Linked DNA regions of Mus musculus: all the other regions are linked to region 1. A link is a loop called in an ENCODE intact Hi-C map of the cell type or tissue named here. Cell type or tissue: left cerebral cortex. All regions are shown on one strand. Links, peaks and the distances in the headings refer to the core of each region. The heading gives the core; the rest is flanking DNA.

Evidence for each region. Hi-C counts contacts between places; a loop is a spot of excess contacts. Peaks named below come from ENCODE experiments on the same cell type or tissue, not always from the same donor. Only the 100,000 strongest peaks of a DNase experiment are listed, where the experiment ranks them.
Region 2: it touches region 1 in a loop (2.3-fold over the local background); 5 of 42 quality-filtered maps call a loop at or near these places.
Region 3: it touches region 1 in a loop (6-fold over the local background); 12 of 42 quality-filtered maps call a loop at or near these places.

What each region holds. Positions count from the first base shown.
Region 1 is chr14:25,713,753-25,724,244 of GRCm38, reverse strand. Zcchc24 (zinc finger, CCHC domain containing 24) reads left to right here. Exons shown (of 4, transcript NM_001101433.2): 3 at 4,454-4,618; 4 at 8,843-10,492. The coding sequence ends at 8,956. Among named protein-coding and RNA genes, the nearest start is that of Ppifos, 18 kb to the right of the region's middle. In left cerebral cortex, for the core only: no CTCF peak of the experiment used is centred there; DNase peaks (open chromatin) are centred at 5,488, 5,667 and 6,326.
Region 2 is chr14:25,774,511-25,785,002 of GRCm38, reverse strand. No RefSeq gene overlaps it. Among named protein-coding and RNA genes, the nearest start is that of Zcchc24, 11 kb to the right of the region's middle. In left cerebral cortex, for the core only: no CTCF peak of the experiment used is centred there; a DNase peak (open chromatin) is centred at 4,791.
Region 3 is chr14:25,760,558-25,771,049 of GRCm38, reverse strand. It overlaps Zcchc24 (zinc finger, CCHC domain containing 24), which reads left to right and starts at 1,978. Exons shown (of 4, transcript NM_001101433.2): 1 at 1,978-2,439. The coding sequence starts at 2,194. In left cerebral cortex, for the core only: no CTCF peak of the experiment used is centred there; DNase peaks (open chromatin) are centred at 1,897, 4,911 and 5,638; H3K4me3 peaks cover 3,168 bases; H3K27ac peaks cover 4,229 bases.

The DNA.
Region 1 (10,492 bases), core at 1,542-9,541:
CCTTTCATTTCCTATCCATCTGCCTGTTTCTCTCTTTGGTTACAATCTACACCTCATTACTTTTGTGGTGCTTCTAACTCTGAATCAGACACCCTGAGACCAAAGTTCACAGTTTATTTCAAATCCTGACTAGGATGCCATGTCTTGCTCAGATGTGCTAGGATGAATTGATACCCACTTCTGCCCTTTGGCCTAGATATGGTAGATAAGCCTCAGGTCTTGAGGGCTCTCTGAGCAAGACTAGATATGCAGAACCAGATGCCAGAGCCAGCCTGCTGGGGACAGGCCCTCTTCCTCCACCAGCTAAGGAAAATCTCAAAGCTACCAGTGGTGAGACACCTACTTATTTGTAGGTGTGTGTGTGTGTGTGTGTGTGCTTGCACACATGTATGTATAACTGCATGCATGCATATGTGGTATGCATGTGAATATGGAAGTCAGAGGACAACCCAAGTGCTATCTGTCTTTCTTTTGAGACGGGTTTTTAATTCCACTGGAGCTTCACCAAGTACGCCAAAGAACAAGCACTTCCAGGTTAGGCTCTGCCTAACCACACCAGACTAACTTACGTGGGTTCCTGGTCAGATTCAGGTCTGCACGCTTACAGGGCAGACATTTTATCAATGAAGCCACTTCCCCAGCCCCATCAACCCCTCAACAGCGTTGGCAGACACCTTTGGAAACGGACACAGGAGAGCACAGGCACACGGTGCCTTGTTTGTGGATGACAGAGAGCAAGTGGGCTGTGGATACAGGCAGCTCAAAGCCAGGGTACTGGGTACTGGGTTCTGGGTGCTGGGTGCTGGTGGAGAAAGTGGCCTCAGAAGGACTCAGAAAACCTGCAAACCAGGTAGCTAAAGAGCTCAGCCTCAGAGGCGCCCTCTTGTCCAAAGTGCATAGAACACCTCAGACTCTGTGGGGTGCATCTCTTACAACATGGCTCCCTCTTGGGTCTTCCCAGGGCTCATAGTGAACCTGAAGTCACAGTGACATCAAGCAGGTGGCCCAAAAATCAGCACTGTGTGGTGCTTACTTTCCAAGTTTTGATGTTCACACCAATCTCCCTTTTGTTATTCTGTCTGAACTCTAGTCAGATACCACCTAGTGGTGTGCATGACTTCTGGGGAAAACAAAAACAAAAACAAAACAAACAAACCACTGACCACTCATAAGTAATAGAAATGATTATCTTATGGACTGGTACTACTTCAGGTTAGCAAATAGTAGTGCCAATAACCCTATTTTACCTTGTGTACCACATGCTGCTCTTGGGGCTTATCTGTATCATCTCCTTTAATACTCGGAGCACTCTTTTAAAAGGTTTTATTGCAGTATTAGTTTCTCTCTCTCTCTCTCTCTCTCTCTCTCTCTGTATACATACATACCACAGCATGCATATGGGGGTCAAAGGACAACTTGTGGAAGTTGGTTCTCTCCACCATGTGGGTCCTGAGGATTGAACTCAAGTCAATGAGAATTGGCAGCAAAGGCCTTTACCCACTGAGCCCTCTCACCTTGTCCAAGATCACAGAACTAGGATGTGGATCAGAGTCTGCTTTTTTTTGAGACAGGGTTTCTCTGTGTAGCCCTCACTCTGTAGACCAGGCTGGCCTCAAACTCAGAGATCTGTCTGCTTCTACCTCCATCCGGAGTCCTAGAATTAAAGGTGTGTGCCACCACCTCCCAGCTCAGAGTCTGCCTTTGACCTCTATACCATTTCCTAAGTGGCAGTCACTCCGGGAGTTACCATGGCAACGATCATCCCACAGCCCCAGCTTTCTGAACCTGGTAGAGGTTGTCAGAATTCAGGTTCTGGGATGGCTCGATGGGTAAAGTGCTTGCTGCACAGCATGTGGATCTGAGTTTAATCTCTGGTACCCACAGAAAGAGCTGGCGGGGGTGGCACCTGCCTTTAATCCCAGCACAGGGGAGATAAGACAGGAGGATTCCTGGAGCTTGCTGGATGGCCAACCAAGCCGACTTGGTAACCTCCAGGTTCAGTGGGGAACTGTTTTTACAAAAAATAATACGTGGAGAGCAATTGAGAAAGACTTGTGTTTGACCTCTAGCTTGTACACGCACGGGTACAGCTATGCATATACAACACACACACACACACACACACACACACACACACAGAATTGGGGGGGGGTGTTTCTGATTCACTGAATCGAATGTGAGTCTTAAGATTCTTCCTCTCTAACACGTTGCCGGACAATCCCGCCACTGCCAGGCTGGATACCACACTTGATGATGACACACGGAGCTTTGTCCAGGCCTCTCAAACTCAAAGCCCACAAGAGCCAAGCAGGGCAGGTGTGTGGAGGGAGCTGTGGCAAGAAGAGGTGACTTGAAAAGAGTGAACACTGGCTCTAGTGGTCAGCCACTCCTCCACCTCAGCTAGTGAAAACCCACCGCTGGTGACGGCCCACAGTTCTGGGTTGTCTCCCAGTTTTAAATCCTGTGGTAAGAAATCCAACTTTAAGAAACCCTCCTCTGTGTGCATGTGCAGGCTCACATCACTTCATTTATAACAACCCTGACAGAGAAGCAGCCCAGAGTGCCCTGTGTCACGTCATTGGCATACAGTGAGTATTCCTAGGCAGCAAGAGAGGGTGAAGTATGGACACATGTTTCAGCATGCTCGAGCCTCAACAACATTACGTGAAGTGGAAGAAACCAGACAAAAGGATGAGTGTAAGCTAGGGAGATCTACAGAGACAGGAAGCAGATTATATGCACAGAGAAGTAGAACAGGAAGCAGGCATGAAGGAGCACAGAGTGACTTTTAGAGGGTGACAAATGTATCCTAAAATCAGACCGTGCACAACTTTGAATATACTAAAAACCATTGAAGTGACCATTTTCAATGAGTGAGGCATGCATTATTTGGATCATGTTTCAACAAAGACATCAAGCTGTTCAGGAGAGTACTAGGTCCTTTCATATATAAAATGCAGTTGCAAGTCAACAAGAAAAAGGGTAGGGTTGAAAAGATGGCTCAGTGGTAAGCCCTTCTGCAGCTGTTTCAGAGGAACAGAGTACAGTTCCAAGTACCCATATTGATTGGCTCTCAGCTGCCTGTAACTCCAGCTCCAGGTGATCTGACACCCTCTTCTGACTGCAGCAGGCACCTGCATGCATGTGCATAGAAAATATTTTAAAACGTGCACAGAAAATACTCTGAGGAATATGAGCAAGCCATTCTTTTGTTTTTAAGACTTATTTATTTATTTTATGCATGTGAGTACACTAGCAAATCATTCTTAAATACATGCAAAGATGCCTCTTGCTCGTTATGAAAGATGTCTGTCAAACCTGCTCTGAGAGAATCTCATACCTTTTAGATTAGTGATACTATAGTCTCCCCTCATGGAGAAAGGTACATTTCAAGATGCCTGCTCTGGGGCTGGAACTAGGGGATACAATGGCAAGATCAAAACTAGCATGAGGGACTGGCAAGATGGCTCAGCAGGTAAGAGCACTGACTGCTCTTCCAAAGGTCCTGAGTTCAAATCCCAGCAACCATGGTGGCTCACAACTACCTGTAATCCTCTTCTGGTATGTCTGAAGACAGCTATAGTGTACTTATGTATAATAATTATAAAGAAAAAAAAACTAGCATGAATCTCTCTTAGATTTCCCAGCAGAGGCTTGGTTCTCAACACACATTTTTAGCAACTTGGACCTTCATGGTATTGGTAGATTTCCCCCTTTCAGGTAAGAGAAGCACTTTACAACACCTCCTTGGAATATGGGTTGACCTGTGCTTCAGGTCAATTCGTATGTAAAATGAGAGCCACTTGAACATAAGCACTGTAGATGGTACCATTCATCAGTATCAGGCAGTCACTGAAGAACTAATGAGCAGGTAGCGGGTAGCGTATATACTATGGACTCACGGAGCAATGAGACCTCTGATGCTTCAGGCATGTGGCTCTCATCTTGTTCCTCAGAACTGTGCACAGTTTAAAGCTTATGAGTTGTTTCTGGGACTCTACTCCAGAGGGTCCGGAACACGAAACTGGTGAAGCATTGTGGGAGTTGAGGCAGCGGCAATAGGTCTTATCGCTAAAAAATGGCGCTCATAACCTTTGCCTCAGGAGTTTCACTTCTGGAAATTTACTCTACAAATCCACTCACAGGCATGTATACAGGCATGTATACACGTGTACCAAGCACTCATTGTAGCACACGACGAACTTGCATGAATTCTGCCACCGTGCAGCCCTGAAGGAGAATACAGTAGCTACTGGTGCTGGCCGTCGTGACAGAAACGCCAAGCTTAGTTGGGTTGGAGTTGTAGCTCAGTGGGTAGAGGGCTTGTCCAGTCTGCACGAGGTCCTGGGTTTGATTCCCAGCACACCGTAAAGCAAGTATGGGGATGGGATGCAGGCCATGAGAGCTGAAGGCTGAGCCCTCATTTTCCTGTATTTACTTCCTGTCTCTCCAGGCACGCCCCAAAGGTGAGGGTCTGACGCCGTACCAAGGCAAGAAGCGCTGCTTTGGCGAGTACAAGTGCCCCAAATGCAAGAGAAAATGGATGAGTGGGAACTCTTGGGCCAACATGGGGCAGGAGTGCATCAAGTGCCACATCAACGTGTACCCGCACAAGCAGGTGGGTAGGCGGGGCCTGGGTAGGGGTGGAGCTAGCTGTGGGACTGAGCAGCCTGCAGTGGGTGGGGCTGGGGGAAGTCGCAGGGCGCTCTTTCAGGCTCCCTGCAGGGTGATTCTTTCCCCCTTCTGAGGCTTCACTGGCTCTCTACTCTGGAACCTGAAGCTGAGGTGTGTGGGTGGGGTAGGCAGGAAGGGTAAGCCATGGTGGATGACTGGGAGGACAGGGAATTAGGACAGCTCAGTTTCTACAAGTCTTCTAGTGTCTGGGTTCCGAGGATCTGGGCTGCAGGTCTGGGGGACTCACAGACTGTCTTATGACCTAGACAGAAAGGCAGAACCAGTTCGCACACTCAGAGGCAGAGGAACTGGACACGTGGCAGTTTTTCTGTGTGGGCCAGTGTCTGGCAGGACAGGCTAAGTATGGGGTCCCTTCCATCTTGCCAAGATACCCCTCGGTCCCTGATGGCTTTCCCTGCCTTCCTCCATCCCACATCCTACCAGCATAGCCTAAGTGTAGCCTGCTGACCTGCCAGCCTGGCTCTACACAGAAGAGCCCAATCTAGATGAATCTTTCAAGAGCTCGAAGCTCCATGCTTCCCACTCACCATCATCCAGCCAGTATTTGTTGAGCACCTACTGTGTGCTTTGGGAAGATTGAGGTACACAAAGGCAATAGGTTTTGAACAATCGCACCCTGCAGCACACACACCAGCCACGTTCTGGGTTCCTGGGTCCTTGTGTTCCTTTCTTTGGCTTGAGATTTGGGAATACCTCCCCCTTGCTCTCCTTGTGAGGGAGTGGAGCCTGTCCTCTTGCCCCTCCCCCAGTGCTGACCTGGGCCACCTCACTCCTCTGAGAAACCCTGCCCCCACTACATCTGTTTCCTGTCAGACTCCAACTGTGTCTCCCCCAGACAACCCAGCCCCCCTCCCACCCCAGAAGAGAGGAAAACACACGGGCTTTGCTCCCCTGCTGGGGGCTGGGGGTGGGGTGGGGCAGTTCACAGATCAGTCCCAGCTGCTGGGTGTTTCCTTCCACGGAGGGGAGTCATCCTGACAGCTCCCCCAAGCTCCCCACTGGCAACTTGAGGCTGCAGGCTGAGTAAGTCTTAGCAGCTGGCTAGAATCCACATTGACCAAGGCCAAGGAGAAAAACAGTTTTAAGGAACCTCAGGCTTGGGCCGGCCAGTGTAGGCCAAGAGTATTTCCCAAGGATTCAGCTGATGGTGGTCCTGCCCTTTCAAAACATTACTGATAATATTCAATATTAATACTAATGTATGGACAGTTCCCCATGAGCCAGGTACCCTTCTAACCACAACCCCATGAAACAGGACTTCTATTACGTATATTTTATGAAGGAGAACAATCATGCAAAGAGATGCTAAATTACTTGCTGACTGTCCACACAGACATTATGAAGTCTTTGTGGAGCTCGGTAGTTATAGAATCATTTACTGTCTAGTACACACGTGCACACACACACACACACACAGCTAAGCCTAGATGACACCTGTCACTAACCTGCTAGCTCAGGCTGTAGAAAGATGAGCTGAGGTAGCAGCCATCAGCCAATGGATGGCAGAGGTGGTGTTCAAAGCTGTCTGACGTGTGATACTACGAGCTGTGGACACACTGCAGAGACATGGGCAGAGCAGTTTTCCAGAACACTCTGCAAGCCTCTCAGCTCTCCTCATTGGCTCTGCCCTTACCCGTGGGAGCTCTGGATCTCTGTCAGCCCCTGGCATAGAAACCAGGACAGCAGTGCCTGGCAGGGTGGGCAGAGCAGTGCAAGCGAGTTCTCAGGACCACAAGGGTGGAAGCGGCCGCAAAGGAGGATGCCGCCCCAGGGACCGAAAGCCAGGGACCTGGAACAGGCTAGGAGAGAGCATGAGATCTAGAGCTCTGGGAGGAGGACAGGCAGCATGCCTGAGAGTATGGGGCTTGGGGTTCACTGTTTCCTCTCTGGAGTACTCTGGGTAAGACTTTTAAATGGCTTATGGTTTCCTCATCTGTGGTAAAACACCAGTCTTATGGAAGCTGTCCCCTTGAGTCAGCCTGAGTTCCATGGCAGTGCCTAGCCATACAAAAGGAGGAGCAGAGACAGTGTAGACTAGCCCACTCTTGTCCCTCTATCCCCTACTAGAAAGCTGGCTCGTGGAGGGCCTGGGAAGAGCTGAGGGGAGCCGTGGAAACTGACTAGACAGCTTGGGTTTGGCCTGGGGTAGATAACATGCTCCACTAGTCACCATCCTGAGCAGAGAGCATGGGAGGAGGCCCTGGGTGCTGGGAACATCCAAGATGAAAGCGTAGGGACCAGATTCCAGCTCAAGATGGAGTTCTTCATATAGAACATACAATGACCCCGCCCTGGAGGCATGCAAACCCAAATGGAGAGATCTGTGCTGCTCTGTTTCTGGGACCCTTGGACCAGCAGGGGGTGGCTTAGCACCTCCTACTCTGAGTGACCCTGTATCACTGTCCCCCTCCCATTAATTTTCAAACTCAACGACATCAGAAGGGGTGTTTTTCCATCTAGCCTTTGTCTTTACTTGGTTTGCGGACTCATAGAAGTCAGGTGGCCAGGCCATGGCCACACAGTGAATGGAGGGTAAGCTGCCCTCTGGGACTTGGTCTGCCAGGAAGTCAAGCTCTTTCTCCTCTCCCCTGCTGGGACAGAATAGGAGGGATGAGGCCAGTCCTCTGAAAGGCCCCCAGTTCCAAACCCAGGCTCTCCTTCTTCCAGGCCTTTCCTCTGTAGCTAAAACTTAAAAGGCTGAGTTATGGGATACCCCCTTCTAGGGCAGCTAAGAGGTAGAACTCTGGCCACTTGCTGCCTAAACCTTCACCATTTAGAACACTCTAGCCATTTGCCTAACTGCCCTGAATGTCAGCTTGGGTCAAGGCCTGGTCAAGGCAGAAAAGCAGCTGGTACTCTTGAGTAATTAACAGTCTACACAGTGGACTGCGTCCATATCAGCTGCCCTTCCCTGACCATCCTGGGCATGTCACTGGTATCCAAGGGTCTTTGCCCCAACCCCATGTCAGCCTATAGTTTCTGCTCCCCTCTTCTTGGCAGATGGCTCCCAGCTGGCCCTGACCAGCTTCCTCTGAGCCTCTGAGTCTGAGTAGAGGACCCTTCTGTTGCCATGGTGTCATTCTGGGCTTGGAAGGAGAATAGTCTTTGTAGCCAACTGAAATACTGTCCACTACAGAGCCACTCCTCGTGATCTTTGCGATGTTTACAGGTCTTTGGCTGGCTATTATGGGTAGGTCAGGGAGGGAGAGGAAGCCAAGAACCCCAAGCCATCCAAAGTACAAAAAAATGGTTGAGGGCTGGTGAGGTGCCTCAAGGGAAAAGGGACTTTGCCACCAACATTGATGACCTGAGTTTGATCCCAAGGACTCACATGGCAGAAGAGAACGGGCTCCTCCAAGTTGTCCTCTGACCTCCACACTCAAGCTGAAGCAACACATGTATACATGTGAACACACACTTAGCACATGCAAGTTTTAGAGGGGTACTTGTGTGTGCCTAATGCTGCCCAGGTTACCATTAGCCAGTATCCCTTGGGGTTTCTCCAAACTTTGCAAATGAGCAGTGTGACAACATGCTTTACAGACAAGGATCACGCTAAAGTGGCACAGTAGGCCTAAGTCACCTCCTTTCCCTGGGCCTCAGTTTCTCTGTTAGAAAACGAGTTCATGTAGTCATTCGATAAATGGGCAGGCACTAAGCCAGGAATTGGCTGGGGTTGACCCCAGACCCCAGATTGGCTTTATGGAACTAAGAGCCCTGTTGTCTCTGGGGCTGAAATGTAGCTATGTCCAGGGTAAGTGACTCCCAAAGCCACTGGATTGAAGGGACAGATGTGAGTTGGGGCTTCTCTTGACTGAGACTCAGTTTCTTCATCTGGTAGATGCCTTTGCACCCCTGTCCTGAATTTACTCTGGGCTAGATTTGGGAGGTTTCTAATCTGCATTCAGGGGGCAGTTGCCCAGACCTCTCTGTGGATCAAGCAACGTATCTGCCATGGGCTCTGGGTCTAAGAACCCTGCCTTGGTTCTTGCCAGCCCAGAAATTTCATCTGAGCCTCCTCTGGGACACAAGTGTCTGCAAACAGGCAAGAGGTGGGATGCCAAGGCACTGGCTGAGCTATCTCTGTAACTGCAGATTCTCTCCCCCCCCCCCCCGCCCCTCGGCCCCTTCCTCTCCTTCTCTGCAGAGACCCCTGGAGAAGCCTGACGGCCTGGATGTGTCTGACCAGAGCAAGGAGCACCCTCAGCACCTCTGCGAAAAGTGCAAGGTCCTGGGCTACTACTGTCGCCGTGTGCAGTGATCTTGGCCACCACTGTAGCACCCCTCAGCTGCCACCTCCCTGTGTTGCCCAAAGGGCTGAATGTCCGCATGCTTGAGGAGATGTCACGGGCCTGTGGGTTTAAGCAGAGGAGGCGTGTGTCCTTGTCTCACATGCTGGCAGAGTAGCTGACATGCTCCCAACAGGGTGCAGAGACAGGAGGCTCAGGGTCTCTTCACCATAGGCCTGGGCTCTGTAGAAGGACAGAGGCCAGCAGAGGTCTCGATGTTCTTGAAAGCTCTCATCCTGAGTGTCTTTGGAGGCTGAGCGACCCTGCATCTGCCACAAGTACACTAAATGAACTGTGAATCCTGAGGCCTGAGGGAAGTTCTCCCTCCAAGACCAACCAGGCCCTGTCCCACCCAGCACCTTGCAGCTTGCCTCGTATGAAAAACCACTCTAGAAAGTCCCAAGTCATTCCTGATCTGTAGCCACAGTGGACAGTCACTTCTTCTAGCAGCTACTGAGGAGTGGCCCTCTGTCCCTGCCCACACTGAGTCCTTAATCTCACCAGCCCTGACATCACTGCACTGTACCTGGTAGCTAAACACAGCCTCCCTCTGCCAATGAGACAGGCAAGAGGGTGAGGCAATGGAGACATCGAACAGTAACCAGTGTGCCAAGACATCCTAGGGACATGAGGCATCACCACTTCCCATGACCTCCCCCAGACTGTCCTGTAGGCTTGGGTTCTGTCACCTGCTCTCTCTCTTGACCCTTAGCCTCCCACCCATGACCGGGATGCCACCCCACAAAAGCCGTAAGACTGTTCTGGCATGAAGGAGGGGGGCCTTGGCAGTCTGGAGCCGCTTTCTGCCACTTGGGGCAAGGACATCTCATCCCCAGCCTTAGTCTCCCCATTAGTTAAATGACAAAGTGGCACCAGAAAACAAGAGGTCCCAGTGACCTCTGAACTTCTAGAAGAGAGCTGGCTGCCTCTGGAACAGAGTGTCACTAGGGGTCGGGGGTGGGGGGAGATTTGTCTCTAAACATCTAGGTGCCCCGCCCTCCAGCCTCTGTCCTGATAGCCACTTAAGATGTCCTCTCCTATAGCCCTCCTTACCTGATTGATGTCCCCATCCCCTGAGAAGACGAAAGAGGACCCCTCCTCCTCTTTCTCCTCAGCCCCCCAACACTGGGCAAGCCTAAAATGAGCCACAGAACCTCTCCTTTGGAAACTGAGGATAGAGATTTCCTACTTCCTAAGGAGGCAGAGAGATTACCTGGCATGTCACATGGTCGCAGGGTGGCTGTTGTCCTGGCCAGGGTCAGCAGTGTGCCCCCTACCCTGTGACAAGCCACACCTCTCTGGTCTTTCTCCTCTTCACCAGCTGCCAGGACTGACTTTCTTGACTCATACTATGCTTCTATGGAGAGAGAGAGGGAAAAAAAATCAGACCATGAAATCGGCCTGAAATTCAGTGTTTACATATGGTGCCCAGTTGCCTTTTGTTTTCAAATGAAAATGTTTTGTATGACTGACGTGAAGTGTTAAGCAAGGGTCCAGGGGGTAAGTGG
Region 2 (10,492 bases), core at 1,168-9,167, 61 kb before region 1:
ATGGATCTTTCCATATGGCTTTTGCACTCACGCTAAGGTTTTCTAGGCTCAGCATGCTCTACCTGGACCAGCAACTTGTTTGTCCTCTTGGATGAATATCAACACTTCCTCCCCATCCACCAGATCATGGGGTTCCTGGTCCCTGACCCTTGTAACGTGAGCACTGCTACCATGGTCATCTGTGGACATCTGAGCCCCTGTTTTCCGTTCTTCTGGGTAGATTCTTTTTGCTGGGTCATGTCATAATTCTGTCTCACGCTTTAAGCAACCTTCAAACTGTGTGTAGTGGCTGCATCATGTCCAACACCAGTATTCAAACTCCAGCTTCGCCACATCCTCCCTAATCCTCGTAGGTGTAAGAAGGTATTTCACTGTGGTTTTAATTTGCATTTCTCTGCTAACTAAGGAGGCTCAGTGCCTTAGGGTGATTCATTCATTTTCTTTGGAGAAATGTCTTAGTAGATTGTTTGCTTGTTACAAACATTTATTTATAATTTATTATAAATTTATAATATACAATTTATTTATAAAGTAAACACACACACACACACACACACACACACACACACACACACACACAAACACATGGGGAGACAGGGTGTATATAGCCTAGCCCAGGTTTGCCTGAAGCTCCCTACGTAGTAACTAAGGATAACATGAAACTTCTGATCCTCCTGCCTTTGCCTCCTAAGGGCTGGTATTTCAAATGTTCACTACCATACCTGGTTTATGAGGTCCCGTGTTAGAACCCCAGGTAAGGATCCTGTAGACTAAGCTGTGTGTGTGTGTGTTAATATGCATACACATGTATGATGGTGCTCTCATGCGTGCGCATGTAGAGGTCAGAGGTCAATGCCAGGTGTCTTCTTCTCTCACCATTTTACTTTTTAATTGTTAGAGTCCATGGTTGGTTGATTGATTGTGCGGTGTGTGTGTACCTGGTGCGTGTGTGTGTGTAGAGGTCAGAGGTCAATATGCTGCGGGTGATGGTTATTTCTTCCATCATATAGGTCCTCTGGGTCGAACTCAGGTCATCAGACTTGGCAGCAGGTACCTTGACCTGCTGAGCAATCTCTCCAGCCCTTTACTTGATTTTCTGAGACAGTGTCTCTCAGTGAACTTTCTCAGCTAGACTGGCTGGCCCGAAGGGGCCCCAGGGTTTTCCTGTCTCTCCTGCTCCGACTTTGGAGTTTTGGGCACAGATACCATACCCAGCTTTTCTGTGAATGTAGGGATCCCAGTTGATGTCCGAATACTTGCTCTGCGGGGCCATCTTCTCAGCTCCTAGGCTGGTTTTTGTTAAAGACTGAAAGTGTTGTTCGTCTATTGCAGAACAAGCTCCTCTTGAGGTCTGTGAACTGTGGAATATTTCCCTTGTCCTGTGGGCTGGGCTCTCACTGCCTTGTTAATGGCCTTCAGAACACAAAAGATTCTCGGGTCTCCTGAAGTCCTGCTTTCCTACTGGGTCTCCTGAAGTCCCGCTTTCCTACTGGGTGGCCACATGAGCCTTTGGTGTCAAATCCAGGACGTGAATTGATTTTCCTCTGTCCAGATCCTTTCCATCTGTCGAGTTCCAGATTCCTCCTCGTGTTTGCAAGCTTGCCTCTAGTGCTGGCATCTTGAACAACTTTATCTGTCTCAGATAGCAAATTCCCCCAGGGGCAGTGACCAACCCTGAAAAAAAATCAATCTAACGTTATGCAATCAATTAAAGCTTTTAATGGTGACTGTTGATGACGACCAAGGATCATTAAGATCCCTGGGTCTGCTTCACACTGGAGAATAAATCCATTTTACTTTCACAGACGATAACCCTGAAAAAGGGAACGTCAGTACAGTAGAGGGGGGTGTCAAAGACACTGTCCTACTTGAAACAAGATCACCATTCATCCTGGCTTCCTATCAAGCTCAGGGCAATGCATTTGTTAGGGCGTGGGATCCTGCTCCAAGAGAAAAAGATAAAGGAAATGTGGCACTTGCACTAGGTGCCCAGTGCTTTGAACCCAGGCTCAGGAGGTAGAGTAGTCACTCAGGAGGACTCTGCTTAGCCCCTGGCCCCAGACAGGAAATTAGAACCTATCCCTATAGGAAGCTTGTTGCTGGAGGGTATTTCCAGATCACTGAAGAGCTTTTTCCAGGGCACAGGGCCCCAGAGCATACCAACTTCAGATTCCAGACCTTCCACCCTGAGAGGCTCACTGTGCGTCTGCATCTGGATAGTATTTCATAGCAAACTCAGCCCTGGTCTTTGCCTAGGCCAGCGTACCTGCATGAGTCTGAGGTAGAGTCCAAGCCTATCGTGTTGGATTGCCACTTAACTGAGGTGATGCAGAGAAAAAAAAAGTCTTATGCAACCGAGGTGACTGCAGCATTGTGGTGTGAGCACAGGAGGCAAGATGCATGCAGCAGCCAGGTGCTCCAGAGAAACAGCTGACAGGGCAGAAACCAAATGCAGACAGAGGAGGAGGGATAGGTAGTGCTCACCATTCTGGAGGCTGAGAAGTCACACGGCATGCCAGCAAGCCCAGGATGCCTCATGCTGCCTGAGACTCCACAGCTCTGCTTTGTCTTAATGCCATCATCTCTGCTTTAGGGACACAGCCAAATGGCCCCTATGTACCACCCAGCCACGAAGCAGCTCTTCTCTGCAAGCCCTGGCACCTCTTGCCTGGATGTGGGCAGTGGTCACTGCCCAGTGTGTATCCTTCCCTTGCCGGCTTTTAGGCTTGTTCAGATGGTGCCACTTCACTCAGGACCCACGGGGATCCCTCCAACCCACTCACAATGGGAGCTCCCATCTTTGCAGGGCCCCGTGAAGCTCTGCAATTCTCTCTCTCTCTCTCTCTCTCTCTCTCTCTCTCTCTCTCTCTCTCCCTCCCTCCCTCCCTCCCTTCCTCCCTCCTGTCCCCTACCCTTCACTGGCCTCCATGTCCCCTGGGTTCCTTGGCTCTTCTTTATGTTCCCTGGACATTTGAGACACGGTTCCACCTTGCAACCTTTGGCTTTCTGATTTCTGGCCATGGACCATCTTCCTCCTAATATTTCCAAACTGCGCCTTTCTTCACCTTTTTATTCAAGTCTTCATTTGTCAATTCTCAGAGAGGCTATTTCCAATGGCTTCATTAAAGCAATTCTTTTTTTTTTTTTTTTTTTTTTTTTGGTTTTTCGAGCAGGGTTTCTCTGTGTAGCCCTGGCTGTCCTGTAGACCAGGCTGGTCTCGAACTCAGAAATCTGTCTGTCTCTGCCTCCCAAGTGCTGGGATTAAAGGTGTGTGTCACCACTGCCTGGCTCATTAAAGCAATTCTTGACTTGACTTTTTCTTTTAGTTTGAGACAGTGATTCCTTATGTAGCCCAGGTAGGCCTTGCTTTTATTTTATTTTATTTTATTTTATTTTATTTTATTTCATTTTATTTTATTTTATTTCATTTCATTTCATTTCATTTCATTTTATTATTTTGAGAAAGGTTTTCTCTGTGTAGCCTTGGCTTCCAGGAGCTCACTCTGTAGACCAGGCTCTGAACTCAGAGATCTGCCTGCCTCTGCCTCTGCATCCTGAGTGCTGGGATTAAGCGTGTGTGCCATCACTCCTGGTTTGGGCCTTAAATTTGTGATCCACCTGCCTCAGACTCCCAAGAAGCTAAGATCAAGGCTCTTCTTCTTCCTCCCCTCCCCCCCTCCTCCTTTTCTTCCCTTGGAGACACGGTTTCAGGTGCCACAGGCTTGCCTCAAGCTCACTATGCTGCTGAGGATGACCTGGAACTGCTTATCCTTCTGTCTTCCTCAAGTGTTACAGGCCTGTACCACGGTGCCTGGATTCTGGAGGTTGAGTCGAGGGCTTTATGGATGCTGGCCCAGGATCCCACCAGCTAAGCTGTAGGCTCAACCCCCCCACCTGGACTTTTCTATCCCACTTTCTTGCTTTGCTACTCTTGATTTTTCTTAATCTAATCTCTCTTCTTTATCCTTTGATACGTTCATACATGCAATCAAGGAATGCCAATCATATCCATCCCAGCCCCTCCCCTCCCCGTACTCTGAACATGTCCCCCTCCCGGCTTCATGGCTCTTATTTTTGTTTTTAAATGACACACCAAATTCATTTCTCCTTTTTGCTTTCTTTTTTAACAGCACACGGAGGTCAGTCAGGGCTGCCTGTCAGAACGTTGACTAATCTTGTTGGCTTGATCTCGGTGGGTAGCCATAGCAGCGGTAAGCTCATGTGTGTAATGACTAGATCATGTCCGGAAGACAGCATTTTACAGCTCTTACACACTCTCCCCCCTCTCTTCCCCGCTGCTTCCTGGGTCTTGGGGGCAGGGTTGGTAGAGAGGTCCCATTTAGCGCTGAAAGCACGCAATAGTCACTGCTTTTAGCACTTTGGCCACTTATGGCTCTCTGCGCTTGTTGCTGATCACGGAAGAGAGAAGGTATTTTTGGTTTGAGGTTGAGTGTAACTTTAATTTTTTTCCAAATCCTACTTTTAATGATGGCTCTTAAACACTTCAACCTTCCTTTCAGCTCACCACCCACCAGAGGAGTGGAGAAAAAAGGGTACAGGGATAGTGACCTGTTTTGAAAGGGATCTTTGGAGCAAATCCCATCTGCATTGTCAGGAAATCAACAGTTCAGTTCACAGGAGTCATCACTGGCAGATCCATCCACTCACAAACACTTTATCCAGTTCAGTAGAGCCAGGCTAGCAGCAGTGGTGGCATTACCTAGCAGAACAGCAGGCTTCCGCCTCGGCACAAGTCAGCAGGAGGGACCAGGGCCAACAGGAATGCCAGGAAAAGTTCTCAGCTGTGCCTCTCTCAGCGAAGAGATGATCAGGAAGGCCTGAGATCCACAAGCGTCGCACAGCTAGCTCTATAAGCAAGCCAAGCTCAGTCCCTGTCACTGTCTGTTGGGTCCTTTCTATACACCTCCAAACATCACATGTTCTCCACGGGTCTGGCCTCAGCACGTGGGTCTCTCTTAGCTGACATCACTCTGCCAATCAGCCTGAGACCTTGGAAGCAGCAAGAAACTGCAGCACACCACCAGAAGGTTTTTGGTGCATTCCAATACATTCATGTCATTAGCAAAGAACCCTTCACCACATGTCCTTCCTTCCTTCCTTCCTTCCTTCCTTCCTTCCTTCCTTCCTTCCTTTCTTTCTTTTTTTTTTTTTTTTTTTCGAGACAGGGTTTCTCTGTGTAGCCCTGGCTGTCCTGGAACTCACTCTGTAGACCAGGCTGGCCTTGAACTTAGAAATCCACCTGCCTCTGCCTCCCGAGTGCTGGGATTAAAGGCGAGCGCCACCATGCCCGGCCACATGTCGTTTCACGTGCTTGCTTTAGCAGAACATCCTTTCACCTGTGTCTGCCCCAGCAAAACCCCATCCAACACAACTGACTTTACAAAGACATTTAAGTTTCCACTTTAGTTGAGGCCAGCACTATCTATCTATCTATCTATCTATCTATCTATCTATCTATCTATCTATCTATCTATCTATCATCTATCCCTTCCTATGTATGTATGTATGTATGTATGTATGTATGTATCAATCATTTATCTTTCTATCTATCCATTCATATCTATTTACCTATCCACCTCTACCTACCAATCTATCTATCTATGCATCCATCCATATACCCATCCATCCGTCGATATTTAACAACACAACCACATAGCAAGGTAACAGTTGTAGGTATTACCTTGGACCTATGACTGTCCTAGCCATAGGCATGTGGCCATGTTTATGGTACCAGGTATGAGTTCCTTCCTATGGCTCAGGTCTCACTTGGAATTAAAACCAATTACCACTATTGCATCAAAGGGTACAGCTTTCCTGACAGGTTCATAATGGAAGATGCAGGGTAATATTATTGATGGCTTTTCTCCCCCGGTGGTGTGCATAGCACATTTCAGGACTATGGAATTTAGCCAGCTATAAGGAAGTTCTCAGTTAGTTCCAGCTTGATGGCTCTGTCTTGCAACCAGAGTGTGTTTTGTGCTCAGCAATGGGCCTTACCAGTGTTCACACAGTCTAATGTGCTGTTTATCACATTTACTTACTTATAGTCTAAGTCCCTCCTGTAAAGTGGGAGCTTACAGACTTTCCTATTTTTCATTGATGGTCTTATTTCCAGCACATGGTATAAGGGCCCAGGATTTCACCGAAGAATGGTACTCCAGACTCAAATAGTATGTAAATGCAAAGAGTATTTTATTCTGCAGAAGTCCAGCATGCTGGGGTCTCCCATTACCAAGATAGAGAGGCAATCAAGTGAGCTTGCAGGCCTGATTTAAAGCACATTAGGGGACTCCAGGGTAGGTGACCTCTATTGGGTCCATCTATTGGGTCCATCTCTACAGACCTCTATTGAGTCCATCTATTGGGTCCATCTCTACAGACATTCCACTATTGGGGTGTGGGGGCTGGGAACTTGCTGGGGGGAGGGTCTGGAAACTGTTGCTGAGGAAGTAGCTGAGAAGTCTGGAAACTGCTGCTGATCCATTGTCCTTGCCTCAGGCCAGGAGGCGGGGCAGCTTCTGAGGCCTAGTTTCCTTAACTGCCAATTTGAAGCCTGTCATGGAGTCAGCCTGGCCTTCACATGTGTTCTGCTACACAAAGCAGTGACTCTGTGAATCTGGATGAATGAATAACTCCTCTCCCTTCCAGACCAAACCAAGCTCATACAGCAGCCAGTGTCCTGACAGAGCACACTGATCACACCTGAACACCTTTCAGCCTCCACTTCCCCGCCCCCCACCCCATCCACCACCCAGGTCTAGCCATCTATTATCAGGTCGTGTCTATCCACTCCATCATGAAACTCTATGAGGACAAAAGCACATGTATATGTGCACATGTGCACACACACAGAGAGACCCACATACATACATCTGTACACATGCAGTAAAGAAAAGTCTTTTCTCAAAAAAGTCTCTTCTCGAGATTCTGGGCAGCACAGGCCATCCTCCAAGGCTGAGGGACTCCGTCACCACAGTTGAACTGAGCTGTGACCCTTAAAGAGGCTGCTCCTCCACAATCTTCACCCCAAGACATAGAGATGCAGAGATGCAGATACTTCTGCTGGGGTGGGAGGGAGAGCAGGGCCCTTCCCCCTTCGTCTTTCATTTAGCTTTCAACATGTCTCCCCAAGAAGAGCATCTCAGAATGGTTGATCTCCAGCAATGCTGACCTGAGAACTAGAGTTGCAGGATGTTGAATGGGGGGCGGGGGGAAAGGCTGGGAGGGGCATTGGGAAGAGCCTTGTCTATGGTCATACGTAATGGGACAGCTGACATCTTGAGAGGAGATGGACTCACTGGCTGAACTTGGACCTATGGCACTGCATATTCAGTGGCAGACACCGCATCTAAGTCTTTTTTTTTTTTTTTTTTTTTTTGGTAAGGGGGACATTCAAGCAGGTCTTGCTCTTAGCCCAAGTCTGAAATTCACTGTGTAGCAGAGGTCGTCCTCATTCTTCCCACCTTCTCTTCCCTGATGTTTCCTGAGCCGTAGGGGAAGCATTAATGGAGAGACCCACTTAGCGCTGAGCACCGATAGCCATCATTCCTAGAGCTTTGCCCAGTTATGGGTCTCTGTGTTAACTGCTGATCACGGAGATCCCTTCGCCTCAGTCTCCATGGTTTCCATGTTCGCTAAGAGACCCTGCCTTCATAAAAAAGGTAGAGAGAGACTTAGTGAGACACAGGCTGCACATGCAGGCATACTCACTCGCACACATGCACACATACATAGAATTGCACACACACACTCACATATACACATATACAAAAGGGAGGCAAAAACTGTTGCTCTGCCTAGTTTTATGTCAGCTTGACATAGGCTAGAGTCATCTGAAAGGCAGGAACCTCAAGTGAGAAAACGTCTCCATAAGATCAGGCTGAAAAGCATTTCTTAGTGATTGGAGTAGGAGGGCCCAGCCCATTGTGGGTGGTGCCACCCCTGGCCTCGTGGTCCTGGGTTCTGGAAGAAATCAGGTTGAGCAAGCCTTGAGGAGCAAGCCAGTAAGTAGCTCTCCTCCGTGGCCTCTGAATCAACTTCTGCCTCCAGGTTTCAGGCCTGCTCGAATTCCTGCCCTCACTTCCTTCAGTGATAGACTTCAATGTGAAAAGTAAGCCAAATCAACATTTCCCTCCCCAGGTCATGGTGTTTCACCACAGCAATAGAAAACCTAACTAGGACAACAGACATTTATGATAAGCCCCATCCCTTCAAAGTGATGTCACTCCACTCAGGAGGCAGAGCCTCTATGATCTTGAGATGCAGGGAATTGAACCCAGGACCTCACATATGCTAGGCAAATATTCTACTTTAGAGCTACATCCCCAGCATCTAATTGCCTCTTGAAAGCTCTGCCTCTCCATACTGATAACGCAAGGACTACTTGTCCAGGACATGAACCTTGGGGCACATTCAAATGTAGCAGAGGACACAGATGGTCAGCACATGCTGGCAGTTTGCAGTCCCTGCTGGGGCTTCTCGCCATTCTTCAATCCCCGTCTCTCTGAGCTGTTTCATGACATGCCGATAGTCTGCATATCTGAGCTTATAAACCACAAGGACATACTGAGTTTATTACTTCATCCCTTAAGTAAACAGAAGGCTTGCTGTGGCGAAGAGCTGAGAGAGCAGAGGAGATTATAGCTGCCAAGCAGCTCACAGTCCAGGGGTGGGCTGGGTGGGAAGCGAGAGGAAGGTGGGTTTCACACCTGTCACACCACACAAACACCAAAGAGTCAAGAACAGAGGGGACCTATCGAGTAGGTAGGATGGGGGTTACGATCACAGGAAGTCAGTTTTCAGCTGATCTTGAAGTGGGAGATACTGCAGGAAGACTCCCTTAGGAGTCAGGATACTGGCTTCCTCCATGTTCTAGAGGCATGGGGGAAAGTCAGTTTCCTCACTTATCTGGAGGTCGGAGTCCATGTGTGTTGGATCTGGGAGACACTTCAGGTAGAATGTAGACGGAGGATCAGGAATGAAGTACGGACAAGCCCTTGGGTGCCATGCCAAACGAGCATTAGGTTTCCATGCCGATAGCCAGCATAGAGAGAATCTGAGTGGGCCAGTAAGAAGACTAGGGAGGTGGCCGTCAACTCCCCCTTGGCTCTTTGATGCTGACAAGGATGTTCTCAAAATAACATAGAGAGTTCTGCTCACTCAGTTTTGGGGCCGTTCATCCCATCTTCCAAACAGATGTCACATAAGCAAAAGCGCAGGAGAACGACAGACTGCTTCCCACTGCTGTGATGCACGGGAGGCCATGTTCTTGTTTGGGCCATTGACCCTGGGTGATGACAAATGCCAGTGTTGAGTTGATCTTGAAGGGTGGACACTGCAGGAAGACCCCCCTAGGAGCCTGTTCTAGAGGCACGGGGAAAGTCAGTAGTCCCACTCCTCTGGGAGATGGGCTCCACATGTCCTAGAGCTGGGAGCCATCACGTGTCCCCTGGAGACCTGGGATCCCTCCAGAGGCGGAAGCTTGCTGACAGACAGTTGATGGAATGTATACCACCTGCCTTTCCTTTCCCTCTTTTCATTTCTCGGAATTGGGTGTGAACTCAGAAGGCGAGAATGGAGTGGCTGCTGCCCACCCACTACTGTCTGGTGGACACCTGGCTCTGTGACTTCCAGGTTCCTGAAACTTAGAGATTCCATCAGATTGGCTGGGCTATATGTGTAGGTTGTCCAGGCCTTCAGCATACAGGCTGTCCTTCTAACGATCACCTCTCCGTGTTCTGCAGCCCGGAGACCAAGCAGGTACCGCCTGAGGCCTCTCAGTAGCAGCAGGCCCTCAGGCCACTCGTTCCCCACAGTGGTCCTGGGATTCAAGCAACAGTGGGAGTTTTTTTCCTCCTCAATGGGATACTTGTTCAGGTGGAACACTCAGCTTATCAATGTCTAATAGATAGGGAGAGTTTGGTTTCTAAGGGGGAGAGGGAGGGAGAGGGAGGAAGAGGGAGGGAGGGAGAGAGAGAGGGGGGGAGGGAGGGAGAGAGAGAGAGAGAGAGAGAGAGAGAGAGAGAGAGAGAGAGAGAGAGAGAGAGAGAGAGAGAGAGACCAAAAGTGAGCACAGTCACCAACCTTGGGACTCAGTCTCCCAGGGTGCAGGTTGTGAGTGGTGGGAAGGGTTGGTGGTTGTGGTTGTGGTCTGTCTCTCTTGCCTCTCTCTCCTTGTCTCTCTGTCTCGCTCTCTGTCTCTGTCACTCTGTCTCTTGGGGCTGGGCTTGTAATACAAGGCCTAACACATTCTAGGCAAACAGTCTTCCAACTGAACTGTGTCTCTGGTCTCTTGCTGCTCTCTGAAGGCTGGTCAGGAGTCTGTGTGAGGGCTCCAGTGTGGTCAGGCTGCTCTATGGCTTTACCGTCTGTTCACTACAGAAGGGTATCTGGGGTCAGGGGAACTGAAATCTAGCCAATGTCTAGTGCCCTCATGACAAGGGTCTGTATCCCCAGATGAGAAGTTGTCTTC
Region 3 (10,492 bases), core at 926-8,925, 47 kb before region 1:
CCTCTGGAGCCACTCTTATGTGATTGATATGCTCTCTCTTCTATACCTCTCAGGCTTACTCTTTTCCCAGCCTGGTGGTTTTAAATCATCTTCCTTGGTCCCCTTGCCCGAAAATCCTAAAGTCCCTCCTCTGTTTCCCTGCCCAACCATTGGCAACTTTAATTTCCAATCAGAACCAACTTGGGGCAGGGACCCTCAACATTTTACATGCGTATTCTCCTGCAATTTTGGGAACCCATTTAACACAATACAAGCGTCAGACCAAATTCACAACACTTGGGGCAGGGGGGCAAGGTTTTTACAGCAAAAGATGGTATGCAAGAGGATCTGCTCACCTTGAAGCAACCAGAACTTGGGGTACAGATTTTAGCATTTGAATACACAACAGCACAGGACCAACCCACTACAGCCCAGGCTAGCATCAAGCTCACTACATCTGGCTTAGAGATAAGTCTTGAATGAAGAAGCATATTGGGATTTTATTAGCATACGTGTTGTCATTTGAATTAGTAACTGCCAATTGTTTGATAGGCAAACTGGTTCAAAACAGGGAGATCAAAGGGTCTCTCAATTGGTGACACAGGCTAGCTCTCTGTCACACTGAAAGCTGTTGAATTCAAGCATCTACAGATGTGCTGAGGTGTCCTGGCTTGGTGACTGGTTGGGGGACAAAGGACCTTCCTGAAACAGCTTCTATTTACTGAATCTATTTTTCCACTCAACAGCTACCCAGTATGAATATAATCATTCCCATAGTACAGAGAACACAGGCTGGTTGGCAGAGGGGAGGTGGCTCATCAGAAGTCCATTTACTGGCATTTTAACACCAGGCTGAATGGCTTCAGGGCCAAATGAGGTGAAGGTGACTTGAGTCCCCATAGGGCAGTCAGTTCCTCTGAGTTGGCACTGAGAGGTTGGACCTGGTTCTTGGGTCCCAGGATATGGGGCAGCACACACCATTCTGGGACTGTGAGGTGAATGAAGGCCTCAGGATCTGGGAAGCCACTGGCTAATGCGGGCTCCTCCAGGAAAATGTGGGTTTCCGAGATCTTGTAGGCCAGGGTCCTGGAACCCCTTCAAGACACTAGGGAGAGCTGACGCTGGACCCAGGGAGCAGAAGAGGAGAGAAAAGCCAGCCTGGAGTAGAAACAGGAGAAGTGGAAGAGATGGGAGGGGGTGTAAGGGGGGAGGAGAAGGGGAGCCCTTCCTTGGGCAGGAACCTGGGGCCCCCCTCAGCGCAGGCTGTCCGCAAAACGATTCTGCAGATGGAAGGAATTAAGTGGGAGGGGGAGGGTCCTATGGTGATAGCGCGAGGAGTGTGTGTGTGTGTGTGTGTGTGTGTGTGTGTGTGTGTGTGAGTGTGTGTGTGTGTGTGTGAGTGTGTGTGTGTGTGTGTGTGTGTGTGTGTGTGTGTGTGTGTGTTTGAGGGAAGCGAGGGAGACAGAAGGAAGCTTCAAACGAGACACGTTTAAAGTGTCGTTAGAGAACATCGAGACAGTCACAGAAACACAATCGGACTAACAGCAAGAGGAGGGACTGGGAGAAGGAAAAGCTGCAAACGCCTAATTAACTAGAGAGCTCCTGGGAAGTGATGGGAACCAGCATACAGTAGAACCAACTGAATGTTTGGGCCCAATTGATTCTGAGCTCCTAGGCTGGGGAGCTGAGCTGACCCCGGGGCGGAGGGGGGAAATTCGGGAGGGGCCGCTCCTGGTGTGGGGGTCGGCGGCGTGCTACATGTGCGGACCCGCCTTCTTTCTTGTCTTGCCCCTCCCCCACATTCATATTCAATAAGACAACCAATGGGGGAGCGAGGATAGGACCGAACTGGCCGGGGTGGGGCGGGGTCTCTGTGGACCCCACCCTAGGAGCGGTCCCCGGAGGGGTCAGCGCAGAGGCAGATAGCGGATCCCCGGGCGAGGCGGGGCTGGCAGCAGGCGGGGCGGGGCCAAAAGTTTCCTGCCCAACTTTCTCTGCCTCTTTCCTCCGCCCGTGCGCGCCCACTGCTGCAGTTCGGGGAGGCGGCGGCGGCGGCGGGCGGCTGCGGGCAACGCGCGGGGCGCGGGACGCGGGGCGGATAGCCGTCGGGGCCGGGGCGGCTGGCAGTGGGCACAGGCTCCCCGGTGCCCGCCCCTCCGCCGGGAGGGGGGCGCGAGCGGGCGGCCGGGGAGGGGCCGGCACCGCCACGGCAAAATGAGCCTGCTGTCTGCCATCGACACGAGCGCCGCCTCGGTGTACCAGCCAGCCCAGCTACTCAACTGGGTCTACCTGTCGCTTCAGGACACACACCAGGCTAGTGCCTTCGATGCCTTCCGGCCCGAGCCTCCCGCCGGCGCCGCGCCCCCGGAGCTGGCCTTCGGCAAGGGCCGCCCGGAGCAGCTGGGTTCTCCCCTGCACTCCAGTTATCTTAACAGCGTCTTCCAGCTGCAGCGCGGAGAGGTGGGTGCCCCAGCGCGCGCCAGCCCGGCGCTCACTGTTTCAGGCCCCTCTTCTATCTGTTCCGCTCTTCCTGGCATGGCCCAAGCCGGCCCCGCATTGCCCAGTTCGGCTTGGCTTGACTTCGATCAGCTCTGCCAAATTTGCCGCCCGAAGTCCCTGGGGCACCAGGAGCGCGTCACCTCCCGGCAGAGCCTCCCGGAGCAGCTCAGGCCTGGGCAGGGCCCTCCCGCCCCCTCTCCGAGTTTGGAGCCCTGCTCCTAGTAAGCAGGCTCAAGGGTGTCTCCGGATTCTCTGCAGACTGCCGGGGTGCGGCTAGGGCGGGGAGCCCCTTCCTAGTCTTTCCTTCGCCCAACCTTATGAACTTTTCTGGCTGCCATTCTCTGGGACGGAGGATTGCAGAACCTGCTCTGAACTCTGAAAGGGCCTAAAAGAATCCTCCCACCGACCTCCATAGTTCTTAACCTGGAGGGCTCCCTGGAAAGTAGTTGCTCTTCCAGGGGCTTTTTCTCCTGTTCCCACCACTTGGGAACCCCTAGATCCACCCTGCAGCTGCTTGCCCTCCCCCAGGCACATAGGAAGTGGTTTCTGAGGGCTTGACCTAGCAGACTGTTCTGTCCCCTGCCTTCCCAGGCTGGAAGGAAATGAAAGGGAAATCCTTGGGGGGCGGGGGGGGGAGGGTTAGGCTGTGGCGATGGGAGGGCTCCAGCTGCCTAGTGCCTTCTCCCAAAACCTGGGATGTGTTGCAAAGGCTGCCTGCTCAATGGATTCGGTTACAAAGTCTACTGGACAGTGCATGTTACCAGCTAGATAAATACACAGGTGGCCGTGACCTCCCAGCCTCCTTTGCGGGTCTTATCCAGAGCCTTCCCAGAATCCATCTACTAATGGCACCCCACATCCGTTTGCTCCATTTTGGAAATTGCCAATACCCTCTGTGCCTTTCCCTTGCCCCCTGTGGTTTCCCTCTGCTAAAAGACGCAGGAGGTAGAGGGACACACACGGGGTCACTTTCACCTCTGACCCAGAGGTCATTGCGAGTGAGGCCTGTATATGCTGGAGTGTGCTGGGGTTGAGATGTGGCGTCAGGAGATCACCCTTTCTGGTCTCAGGTATGTGTTCAACACTGCCATGGTTTACGGGAAGACTCACAGACATGTGAAAGGCCAGCACTCCCAAGGCTGCCCTGCTGCCCTATGGAATAGAAGCTGTGCAGGAGGTCTGGGTATGGGGGCAAGACTGGAAAGGTGCCTGCAGAGCCCGGGGTGGGAGTGGGGGTGGGGGTGGGGGAAAGCACTTACATGCCAAGGCTCTTTATAAACCATAACACATGCTCTCTGCCCTGCGGAATGGTTCCTGGCTGGGATCTTCTTTCTTGTAACAATGTGTTGTCTCTTGGGGAGCTGACTTTAGGTGACCAAAGGCTTTGGAGAACTGTTTGTGGAGTATTTCTTTACTGGCTGGGTGTTTTCCATTATTAATTCTCTTAGCAAATATTTGTTGAGTTCTACACAGGACAGGGGTGAGGAGCCTGGGGCTGGGGGGGGCAGGGGGGAGCATAGACAATACGTGTGTGAGAGGAAGGTGAGTGATGGAGTGTTCTCATGGCTCATAGTTGGATAGAGGTGCACTCAGGGAACATCTTTCATCTAGGGAGATGACTGTGACCCAGAGGTCCCATGACCCAGCAGGGTCCCTAAGGAGCCTTTACTAAGACTCCCTCAGCTCCCATCCCAGCATCCCTCATTCCTTACATGTGGTCTCTGCTGGGTTGCCCATCAGTCAGAGATCCTGTCTTTGGACCCCAGCTGTGGTTCAGGGATTCAGGGAGACCACAGCTACCCCCTACCCCTTCATTGCTGTGTACCGCAGGAAGCAGCCCAGTGCGGGAGGAGCTGGAGCCATGGTGGGGAAAAAGCTCCGTCTCTCTGAGCCTCCCACTCAGTAGATTGAATCTTGGTCGTCACAGGTGTGTGTGTGTGTGTGTGTGTGTGTGTGTGTGTGGCTGGAGGTATACATAAACAAGAGAAGAGAGTGTCTGCCTGCAGACAGCCAGGGCTGGGGAGATCAGAGGGATTTTTCACACTTCCAAGGCTTATGGCTCCCATGGAGGGCTGAAGAGCTGTGCCTGCCAACTTCCAGAAAACTCTCTTGGGTTCTGGCTTTCTCTTCCTCACCTCCTAGCCTTTGACCTCTCAAACTCTTTCAAACCCCCAGCTATGTTTTGGGGGCTTAGTTGGTGTTCTGATATGGCTGAGAAGGTGAGAAGCCCCCTCCCCACCCAGTCAATGCCACCACTAAGGGACTGGGTGCAAAGGCAACAAGTTCTTTTTCTCACAAGAGGGAACTTTAGGAAGGGACCCAGGGTCCATCCACAAGCATTGCCATTCTGTTCAAAGCCTGGCAGGCCCAGTGGCAGTGCCTGTGGATGTGACTTGCATGCTGACCGCTGACCATAGCCCGTCTGCACCGGCCCCCGTGCCAAGAACCCACCCCCTCCTGCACCGCCCCCAGGCTGCTCCCTCCACAATAGCAAAACACCATGAATGCAGCTGGCATTGGGGGAGGTGAGGACACGGGGCCACAGAAGCCTATTGTGCCCCTGGAACCTCAGCCCTGAGAGCTGAAGATATAAGCCAAGGGTCCTGAGTAACCCTCTATCCCCGGGAGGAGAGAGGAAAGTGGTCGAGTTTACATGCAAGTGCAGGACAGACAAGTTCCAGGAGATGGCCTTCAGGTGGAAGTGTGTTAAAACCCCTCTGGGTTCTGAAATGAGGTCTGGTAAACTCGGGTTTCAGAAATGGCATCTGTGGTCACAGCTGGATGGAGAGAGAGAGAGAGAGAGAGAGAGAGAGAGAGACTCCTTGGCTGAGCCCCTCTCTCCAGGTGCTACAGGAGGAGGTGGGGCTTGGGGGGGGGGACTGCATGGATCTTCCTTGCCAAATTCTGTTTGGAATTTAAATTCCCAGCAGTGTAGACTCCAAGAATTCCACTTCTGGAAAAACAGAGTTAGGCATTACCTCTTGGACCCTTGGAGGAGTTCTCAGAGTTGGCCCTGGCAGGCTTTTTATCCCACTCCTGCCGCGCAGGGAAATGAGGCTGCCCCGTGTCGCTGAATTCAGATTCTTAGGGCAAGTTTCCCTTTTTCTCTGAGAATAGATGTAGCCGGGAAGTGTGGCTCCACCGTGGAATGACCACCCCTCCTTTGTGCATGCTGGGTGAAATGAGGGCTCCAACGGTCTTGGAAAGCACAGATTACTCACCGTCATCCCCTTTGTTCACACAGTGCTCGCCAGTGCCAGCATGATAAAGGCCCAAAGAAGGCCTGTCATTCAAAACCTGTTAACAAGTCTTCACCCCAACATCCCGTAGACTTAATTCAGCCAGAGGACGGTTTTGGCTCAGGATACAGAGCAGTGTTCTTCCGATCATCTCCAGGTCTGGGGATGTTCCACTGAGTCAGCTATGCGGTCTCCTGGGCTGCATCGCTCTAAACGTCAGAAAGCTCTTCTTGGTGGGGATCTCTGGGTTTGTTCATCACTTTCCACAGTACCACAGACCCCACGCTTTGCAGCTGTGGCCCTCGCATTGCAGACTTGTTAATGGCGTGAATGGACTTCAGCTCCTTAGCACAGAGATAGCAAGGAGAACACAAAAATACTTATACAAGAGAGTCTTGTACAAGATTCCAGATGGAAGAAGTGGCTCATGTCTGTATTCCTAGCATAGGAGGATTGCCATGGTTCAACAAGGCCAGCCTGGGCTCGAGTAAAACCCTGCTCAAAAAACAAAAGAGGTCTGGCAAGAGGGATGGGTGGGTAAAGGCTCCTGCCACCAAGCCTGACCCCCTGAGTTTAATCCCTGGGTTGCACATGGCAGAAGGAGGGAACCAACTCCTGCAAGTTGTCCTATGACTTCTATATGTGTGCTGTGGTCTGTACCCATAAACACACACAGCTAAATAAATAAGTGCAAACATTAAAAACAAACTAAAGTCCCCAGCCTAGACAAATATAGGAAGTTTGGATGAAAAACCACCTGTGTCTACAGCAGCTATCCAGAGGTTCTCCAGTGTGGACCCGTGGAGCAGAGTCACTCTACTCCTTAGCAGGGCGCTAAACTTGACTCCCATAGTCTCTGTAGTCTGGTTGGGGTGGGAGGCAGGCAGCTCGAACCTGGGAGGAATGTCCCAGAGGTATGACTAGGGAAGAGTCCCCAGATATCTGACCCCTCCCCTTGGGATGCTGAACAGTAACTCATGCAAGGAGGCTGACACTGGGGAAGGGTTGTCATAGGCAGCTCTACTCTGCTCTGTTAAGTTGATTGCCTAGGTCTGGGCTCAGGGAAACCATGCCTTGGGCCATATAAGTCAGGTATAGGGAGGGCAAGGGCTTCCTTCGGTAGTAAATGATCAGTGGCCACAGAAGTCCGAAGTGGCCTAAATGGGGGCTGGTAAGCAGCAAGCTGCTTTGCTTTGTCTTCTGAGGCAAGGCCTCACTTGCCCTAGCATAGGCTGCCCTCGAACCCAGGGTAAGACTCCTGCTTTAGCCTCTCAAGTGCTTGGAATAAAGGCGTGTGCCACCACCTCCAATGGGACCATGGACAGCAAGGCTCTAGAATGTAGTTCCTTGTCATTGCCATAATCTAGAGAGCAAAGCAGGGGTCTAGATGACTCAATTCATCAGCAGAGCTAGATCTAAATCAATTCTGAATCGCAGCCAGGAGCTATCTCTGTAGCCTGTTACACCTGATCTCCAGGCTAGCTCCTATCTGCATCTTCCTCGGGCGCCTGTGTATACCAAGCACTGGGACTTCCTATCAAACCACAGTACCTCTGATGTTTTGCCTGGATCCAAATCTTTTTTTTTTTCAATAGTCTCATATAGAAGAGGTTGGTCTCAAACGTGCTCCATAGCTAAGGATGACTTTGAAGGTCTGATCTTCCTGCCTCCACAAGTTCTGGGACTACAAGGCTATGCCATTGTGTCCTGTTTAGGTGATGTTGGCTACCAAATCCATGGCTTCCGATAGCTACACAAGTACCCTACCAAGGGCCACACCCTCAGCCCTGGACCCCAACTCTTTTGAAGAGTCATGGGCTCTTGTTGTATAGGTACTGGGTTTCTTACTATGTTCCTGCTCCGTCCGATTGGCCTGGTTTAGGAGACACAGAAGAGAAAAACCATATTTTCCTATTTTATGCCTATGTCCCTCCCTGGGAACATTCATTCAGAGACCTAGGGACAGAACTAAGTGTGCGACATTGGATCTGTCCCTTAACACTCCTCTCTCTCTCTTTCTCTCTCCCTCTCTCTCTCTCCCTCCCTCCCTCCCTCCCTCCCTTCCTTCCCCCTCTTTTTCTCTGCTAATAGATCTTCTGTAGCTCAGTCCTCCTTTGGTTACACTGGTTAACTTGTAATTTCTGGAAGCACCCAACAGTCTCGAGTGTCTGAGCCTTGATACTTGCTGTTGAATCTACCTGTGATATTTCCAGCCCTGTCCCAGTGGACAGATCCCAAGGCATTTCTTTAGGGTACAAATGGATGTCTCTTCTGGGACTCATGGGGTGGCTGCTTTAGGGAGAAGTTCTCCCTCTAGCTGCTCCAACAACATGGGCTGTGGTAACCAACGTGTAATGTTGTGGTAGCCAAGCTAGGCTGCCATGAACTGTGCAATGGCGTTGTCTCTCCGTAGCTCTGTTGTCCAACTTGGGAGTAGGAATCCTACCTCTGATTGCCCAGTCAGTAACTGGGCCACACTGGATGTTCAGCTCATCCCACTAGGTGGGTGGGGGTAGGACAGATGACTTTAAGCCTGCTCTCTCTTCTGCCTTCAGCCCTGTGATGAAGTAGGTGGTCTCCCTTGTCTCAGCCTCCTATGTTATCTCAAGGAACGAGTGTTTATTAGTTGCTAGGTTAATTGCAAGGGGCTGACTTGGGAGATAGTGAAGCCCTATCCCTAGCCATGTTCTGGTAGTGGCTAAATGTTCAGACAGTCCTTACCTTGTTTGGTCATGAGTGCCTTTGGAGTCCCTGGTGTGAGCCCAGTGTACATGGCACAAGCACACATGCCTGCCCATGACTTCACAGCTTGTGGACAGCCTCACTTCACAGTGGATTCCAGCGCCAGGCCTCTGCTGTAGAGGATATGGCTTTGGTCATACCCTGGACTTGCTAATGCTACAGTCCTGCTGAGCCCTTGGTTTTTTTTTCAGATTCATGCTTTCTGCTTTTGCTTGACAAGTGTGTTTCACAAGTGTCAGACACAGGGTTCCCAGCGCTCTTGTCCTAGCTGGGAAGTGGGCAAGGAGCCATGGCCCATGAGCACCATCAAGTAAGTGGTAACCCTGGGTTGGGGGTCAAGAAACTGAGGTGGGGATATAGTCTTCCCATGACTCTAAGTCTGCTAAGCTCTGTTTGGCAACCACTGTCTACTCCCCCAAGCCCTGGTCCCCATTTTTCTCTGCCCACTTCCTTCATCTAAGAGAACTCAATGTGACCATTAGTCTTGGATCTTTTATTGAGCCTCATCTTTGTAGGGAGAACGATTTTACACGTGAAATGTGAGCAATGTCCGGACTGGCAAAGGATCATGATCTGTCCTGGCCAGTTCATATGTTCCTGGCCCTGGAAACAAGAATATGGGCAGAATTGTGTGTGATGGGGGAGGGGAGGTTCAGTGAGGGTGTGTTTCATTTTCCTGTGGTCCTCCTCTCACCTGTGTGTACTGTCTCCTACACCCAAACCCAGCGTGTGCCCTCCTGTCTGTGTTCAGAGGCTAGGGACAGAGGTGCAGGTCTCTTGGAAGAAGGGGTGTGGTCAGTGGTGATATGGTTTCTTATTATAGTGTGTGTGTGTGTGTGTGTGTGTGTGTGTGTGTGTGTGTGTTTGTGTGTGTGTGTGTGTATTTGGTGAAGAGGTAAGGGGTTGGATGGTTTTAGGAGATAAGAAGATAGTTGTGTGGCTGATGAAAGAAACCCCACAGAACTAGGGCTAGACTCAAGCTCTTTCCTCTAAGGCTGTCTTGGGTTAGAGAACAGAACAGAGAAATAGAGGTCTACCTGATCTCCCTGGGGTACTGGGCCTGGCCCTGAACACTACCTTTGCCATTGGCCTTGCACATGGCTGTGTCTTTCCTGGCAGAGGTGGTCTCATTCCCGCCTGCCACCCTGCTAGTCCTGCCTGAACGATCTTTATGGTTCGGACTCTGTCTGGGCCACTCTCAGAAGTGTCTGCCCACTAGCACAGTGTTTGCCATTGCCCCCTTGCTTGTGGTATCTTGTGATAGCCCTGCTGGGCAGGCTTCTCTGGGGAGACGGGGGCACAGCCTTGTGACCCTGTGCCTCTGCCCTTCAGAGTCCACAGCAGAACTGCTTTCCCCAGATTCCAATCCCCTCTCAGAGACCAGAGAAGCTGGGACTACGCCCTCCTCAGTACCAAGGGGCTTTACATATGAAGTCACCTGATGTCAACCTCTGGCTCCTTTTTTCTATGTGGAGCCGGGCCTTAGAGGCTGTGTGTGGGTGAAATATAGCTGGCCGACATATTTGACTCTGTTGCCTTGGGCAAATTACTAAGTCCTTTTGAGTCTCAGTTTCCAGTTCTACAAAAATGAGATCGGTGCTCAGATAAATGTTGTCTTAGCAGTCAAGGGGAACTAAGGAAAAGAAAAGGTTCTGTAGAGTGTACAAGAACAATTTGTGGTCAGAGAAAACCAGAGTCTTCTAATCTACTTTCCCCTGTCAGACCCTCAAGAACCTTAGAAAAGGTTCCAGCAATGACCATGAGCCTGATGCTGTGTCTCCCCACGTGTGGTAGAAGGGCCCCACGCTTCCTACCAGCTTCTGGGACCTTTGATGCAGGATGATGATGCAGCCCAGAGGCTGACATCCATCACGTAGTGGGGCTGCCCTCCCTTGAAGAGCAGGGCCTTCAGAATGCATCCATCTCTGCCCTGCTAGCTGGCCCTGCAGCATAGTAGATTGTTGATTACCCTTTATATGCCAGGACGAGGGTGCCTTTCAGAAACCGGGTGTCTGAACCCAGCAGTGGTGAAT